Regions from separate parts of the Homo sapiens genome. Here region 2 is linked to region 1. A link is an interaction called in ENCODE POLR2A ChIA-PET data of the cell type or tissue named here. Cell type or tissue: A673. All regions are shown on one strand. Links, peaks and the distances in the headings refer to the core of each region. The heading gives the core; the rest is flanking DNA. Region 1 overlaps MED26 (mediator complex subunit 26). Region 2 overlaps SMIM7 (small integral membrane protein 7).

Evidence for each region. Peaks named below come from ENCODE experiments on the same cell type or tissue, not always from the same donor. Only the 100,000 strongest peaks of a DNase experiment are listed, where the experiment ranks them.
Region 2: POLR2A ChIA-PET joins it to region 1 with 8 read pairs; 20 of 35 experiments call an interaction of 5 or more read pairs at or near these places.

What each region holds. Positions count from the first base shown.
Region 1 is chr19:16,575,228-16,578,132 of GRCh38, forward strand. MED26 (mediator complex subunit 26) reads right to left here. Exons shown (of 3, transcript NM_004831.5): 3 at 1-2,455. The coding sequence ends at 800. The region is part of intron 1 of LOC105372295 (a long non-coding RNA gene); the gene reads left to right. Among named protein-coding and RNA genes, the nearest start is that of SLC35E1, 4.3 kb to the left of the region's middle. In A673, for the core only: no CTCF peak of the experiment used is centred there; no DNase peak of the experiment used is centred there; H3K27ac peaks cover 265 bases.
Region 2 is chr19:16,648,637-16,651,541 of GRCh38, forward strand. All of the region lies in intron 4 of SMIM7 (small integral membrane protein 7), which reads right to left. It overlaps LOC124904647 (a long non-coding RNA gene), which reads right to left. Exons shown (of 2, transcript XR_007067149.1): 2 at 1,243-2,905. Among named protein-coding and RNA genes, the nearest start is that of SMIM7, 10 kb to the right of the region's middle. In A673, for the core only: no CTCF peak of the experiment used is centred there; a DNase peak (open chromatin) is centred at 1,335; H3K4me3 peaks cover 413 bases; H3K27ac peaks cover 1,127 bases.

The DNA.
Region 1 (2,905 bases), core at 236-2,735:
TTTTCTAGATGTGTACAGGAAGGGAAAAAAGAAAAGGGAGGAAGAAAGGAAAGGTTTTTTTGTCTGGTGGTCTGATGGAAGAGGAATTGTTTAAAATAAACATGAGAAAACTTAAATTTTTGCAGCATTTCTTTAAAAACTGGGTTATAACTGAAACCAGATATAAACAGGTGGCTGCCCATGGAGTGTGGGTCACACTGGCTGGCCAGCTGGCCCGCCTGCCCAATGCCAGTGGCTCACCACAGCTGAGAAGCTTCTGGCACATGACAGACAACACTGGCCTGACAGTGGCTGGGTAGGGAGCAAACAGAGGCAGTGGCATGGCCCACTGTCTCAAGACACTCAGGGCCAAATTAAAGAACAGAAAATGCAAGAGAGATGAGATGCGTGCTTCTGTTGCTGTGTTAAAGGTGACCTCTCCCACAGGTTTTCTGTGCCTGCCTGCAACTGAGGCCCCAGCTTTCAGGTGCTGGAAAGTGTCCGCACCTCTTTGGGGGTGAGGGACTAACGCTTTTTATAGCTGGTTTGCTATAGAGTTCTGAACTCACTTTGCCGTCCTTCCTTCCACGCGGTCCTTCTTCGCAATTTTGTTAGTAAACTGGTAGCAGCATTTCACAAAAAGAGTTTTGAGGGAAGAGCGCAGAGAGACCGCGTGACTCCCGCCCCCTCCCTCCCGCCTGGGCCGGACTCCCCGAGTTCCCAGCGCAGGAGGCAGCTGGGCCCCGGCCACCTGCCCACCTGCCTGCCCGCCCACCCGGCTTCTGCAAGATGGGAATGCACTTTGTGGCTGACAGGCCGGTCAGTCCAAGCAGACATAAGGCAGAATGTTCAAGCGCCCGTCGTCGCCGTGCGGATCGAGCGATATGCACTGCGTCCAGTCATACCAGTTACCCTGTGTGTCCTGACACCCGTTCACCCCCGGCCACTGGCTGGCCTGGATTCTGTCGAGATCGTCCTGTGTGACCTCCCGGGTCAGACCAGGGAGGTCCGTGGGCGGGCTTTGAGGCACCAGCACATGCAGCTGCCTGGCCCCTTGCCGGGTGCTCTCCTCCTGCTTCAGGTACTCAGACATGAAGTGGTGAGCCCCTGGGGTCTGCGCGCCCGATGATGAGAGCAGGCTGCTCTGCCGGCTCAGGTAGGACTGGATGATCTCGTTGCGTGACAGCTCCTTCCAGTTCGTCTGTTCGAAGGGGCTCTGGAGGCTGGCCTTGGCCTCCTGCTTGTCCAGCTCTGTCCTGGACTGCTGCTCCATGTGCACAGGGCTGTCTGCCCGCACTGGCTCTTTCTGGGTCAGAGGTTTGATCTGTCTCGTCATGGGGTCAAAGGTGAGCTTCCGCTCTTTTAACCGGACAGGCTTGACGCCCGCCTCAGCCACCTGCCCGTCCAAGTTAACCGTATAGTCTCGAGGTCGGTACCTCTTCTTCTTTTTACTGTCCGAGCCCCCTGAGGAGGCAGCATCACTGTCCGCCTTGGAGGAGTCTGGGGAAAAGCCTGCCCGGGACAGGAGGGGCTCGGCTGGGGACAGCCCTGCCTTGCAGCCCGGCCCCGCCAGCCGCTGGTGGCTCTCAGGCTGCTCAAGCCAGCACACTGGGCTTTCCGCACTGGGCAGCAGCTCGAGCCGCCGTACGGGGGGTGTGGACGGCTGTGCCAGTGGAAGCGGTGACGGCACCTGTGTGGCATCGAGTGCCTGGGGCCGCGGTGAGGGGCTGGGCACGGAGCCCTTGGGTGCATACAAGCTCTGCTGCCGGGCAAAGGAGCCCTCATGCCGTGAGTTCCGAGGACTGAAAGAGCAGCGAGGGGGTCCCTTGGGATGGGGAGGCCCCGGAGTCTCGTCCACCCTGTCCAGCTGCTGCAGCACCGAAGCCTTTGGCTGCAAGCAGGGTCCAGGGGGCTTGCCCAGGCCCGGGGAGCTGGTGTGCGGTCGCACGGCGTTGACGGGGATCTTGCCACTGTGCTTGTCATTCTCGTCACGCTCCAGGCGGCTGCCCTCTGGGCCTGCATGCCCACTGCCATCCAGGGAGCTGGCGAAGCTCTCTGGACTCCCACTGATCCCGTTGGTGGGGAGGGGGGATGAGTTGGGGACCAGGGGGTCGTGGCTAGCTTTGGAGACCTTGGGTGGCGGCCCTGGGTGGCCGAGGTCACGCTGGTCACCCCGGCGCTTGCGGCTGCCCAGCCTGTCCAGCCGCTGCCCGGGCAGCCTCTGGAGGTCATTGCGGCTCTTCAGGTCATGGATGCTCCTGGGTGGGCCAGCCGCCCCCACCTCCGGCCGGCAGTTGTGTGCGCCCCCGTTGGCAGAGCCGGTGGCCCCCGCCAGCCCCCGCAGCGCCGCCTCATGCTGGTGTGCCGGCTCGATGAGCTTCTGCCAGCTCCGCAGCAGCTTCTTGGCCCGCTTGGCGAGCTCCTCGTTCTTGGTTTTCTTGCGGACGTCGTTGATGAGCTTCCCAAGTCGTGTTTCCTACAACCAGAGGGAGATGATGACATACTTTCGGGACAGGAACTTCTCCATGAGCTGAGCCAGAAATGGTGGGAAGTGGCCCTGACAGTGAAATGACCCGGTTCCCACTGAGCCCTAAACTGCCAGCTTCCCTGACACAAAACTTCTGGGGATTTCCGGTCCTTTGTGACAATATAAATTCTCAAACCTAGTTCCCAGACCTTCAGGGTCCCAGGTGGCTTCTCAGCAGTGCTGTCACCCAGGCTCCTGGTGTCAGGGGGCTGTGGACCATCAAGGCCACTGTAAGGACACTGCCAGAGAGGCTTCCTGGGTGAGAGGGTGCTGTGGCCGAGGCGACAGCACAGAGGGTCCGCTTCAAGTGGAGGGTTGGGGATGGTGCCTCTCACTGGAGCCTCCTCCAAGCACACCTCTCCTGATGTCCCCACGTGCCCACGAAGTGTGCTGGGCATG
Region 2 (2,905 bases), core at 299-2,798, 73 kb after region 1:
AAGGAGGTGGACAAATGGCCAATAGGTACATGAAAATATGTTCAATATCATTAACCATCAGGGAAATGTGAATCAAAACCTTCGAACTGGCTGTGCACAGTGGCTCATGCCTGTAATCCCAGCACTTTAGGAGGCTGAGGTGGGTGGATCACTTGAGCCCAGGAGTTCTGGACCAGCCTGGGCAACATAGCGAAACCCAGTACTTCTTGTAGAGACAAGAAGTACAAAAATTAGCCAGGTGTGGTAGTGCACACCCATAGTCCCACTACTTAGGACGCTGAGGCCAGAGGATCACTTGAGCCCAGGAGGCAAAAGTTGCAGTGAGCTGAGATTGTGCCACTGTACTCCAGCTCCAGCCTGCGCAACAGAGTGAGACTCTGTTTCAAAAACAAACAAAAAACTTTCATACCTACTAGGATGACCACAGTCAAAAGATTAACGGTAACAGAGTTGGCAAGGATACGGAGAAAGTGTAACCCTCGTAGGCTGCAGGTAGGAATGTAAAATGTCGTAGCTACTTTGGAAAACACTCTGGTGTTTTCTCAAAAGGATAAACACAGGTCGGCTTTAATCTCAGCACTTTGGGAGGTTGAGGTGGGTGGATCACTTGAGGTCTGGAGTTCGAGACCAGCCTGGCCAACGTGGTAAAACCCTGTTTCAGCCAGGCGCAGTGGTTCACGCCTATAATCCCAGCACTTTGGGAGGCCGATGTGGGTGGATCATGAGGTCAGGAATTCAAGACCAGCTTGGACAACATGGTGAAACCCCGTCTCTACTAAAAATACAAAAAATTAGGCATGGTGGTGCACACCTGTAACCCCAGTTACTCAGGAGGCTGAGGCAGGAGAATCACTTGAACCCGGGAGGTGGAGGTTGCAGTGAGCTGAGAACGTGCCACTGCACTCCAGCCTTGGCAACAGAGCGAGACTCTGTCTCCAAAAAAAAGAAAATTATAAACGTAGTGTGATCATATAACCCAGCAATTTCACTCCTATATAGCTCATAACTAAAAACATAAATCTGTACAAAAACTTGTACATGAATGTTCTTGTCACCACTTTCATAATAGCTAAAAAATACAAACATTTCAACTGTCCACCAACTGACAGATGGAAAACTGGGGAATAGTCATACAAGAGAATGATTCTGCCATGAAAAGGAATGAAGCACTGCTCCAGGCTACAACGTGGATGAACCTCAAAAACATGATGCTGAGTGAGAGGAGCTAGACACAAAAGGCCATGCAGTGTATGACTCCATTTATATAAACTGTCCACATGAGGCAAATCCACAGAGACAGGAAGCCGACGAGTGGTTGCCAGGGACTAAGGGAGGGGAAATGGGGCGTGACTGCCAATGGGGACGCGGTTTCTTTCTGTGTTGATGAAAATGTTCTGAAATTGGATAGAGATAGCGGCTGCATAATCCTGTGAATATTCTATAAAATACCGGATTGTGAAGACAGACTTCCGCCTTTTACTTGTAAAACCTCTCCATGGTTCATTTTCTCCCTAACTTTTCCTCTTGTTATTTTATGAAAATTTCAACACACAGAAGAGTTGTGTTGAAACACACTGCCACCACCTACATTCTGCAATTAACACTTTGCTGTACCACATACCTATCCATCTATCTAACCATTTATCCGTATTTTTGATGTGTTTCAATGTAAGTTATAGATGACAGTGCTACTGATCCCTAAATACTCAGGGACGTTTCTCCCCTATTTCAGACTTTTCATAACTTCTTAAACTTTCCAAAGCTCAAACAACACAAGAGTGGGCACAGGGAGATTGGGCACGGTGGCTCACGCCTATAATCCCAGCACTTTGGGAGGCCGAGGCAGGTGAATCATTTGAGGTCAGGAGTTCGAGACCAGCCTGGTCAACAGGATGAAATCTCATCTCTACCAAAAATAGAAAAATTAGCCAAGTGTGGTGGTGCGTGCCTGTAGTCTCAGCTCCTTGGGAGGCTGAGGCAGGAGAATCACTTGAACCTGGGAGATGCAGGATGCAGTGAGCTGAGACTGTGCCACTGCACTCCAGTCTGGGTGACAGAGCAAGACTCCACCTCAAAAAAAAAAAAAAAAAGAAGAAATAGGCACACGGAATATTGAACCATGCCCAGGCTCTGCCAATTTCCTCAGCAACTGCCACAGGGTCACCTCTCTACCCCATCTGGAGTGGATCCTTCCAACTCCCTGGCTAAACAGTGTTTCACTCCCATACTTAAGGCACTCATTTAAGGTTTATCCATGGTTACTGCATGCACATTACACAGCTGAAGTTAGGCTGCACAGACATAGTACCCTCCGGCCTTCTTCACTTTCAGAACGTTTCATTTCCCCATGCAGACAGAACCTTCTGGCACATCATCAGTGATGGTATTGTGACAGCCAGTCACATGGGCATCCTTCAAGTTACCTGATCCTTCCCCTGTTCTTGGACACTTAGGTGATTTCCAGTTTTTAAATATCCTGGGAAAGCCAGTCACTACCTCCCTGAGAGGGCCCTTTCTTGAGAGAATCTTCTCTCACCCATGGCCCCCAGTGAAAGAGTTGGCCTGGGTCAGAGGTTGGCACATTTTCTCTGTAATGGGTGACTGTTTACTAACAGTTCTGGCTCTGCAAGCCATGTCATCTCTGTCACACAACTCAACTCCACCGCTGTGACACAGAAGCAGCCACACACATGAACTTTTGCGAAGTTCATTCACAAAAACAGGCAGTGGGGAGATTTGGCCTGTGGTCTGATGACCCTTGACCTAAGTGGTTATGGCAGAATCAAGAACCCCCACCCCAAATGGACCAGAGTGACACCAAGGTGGGTCAATCAGACTCTGCCCCAGGAAACAAAATCAGGACCCTGGGCTACTGACTATGCAGGTCTTGGAAAGTTGAGCTGGG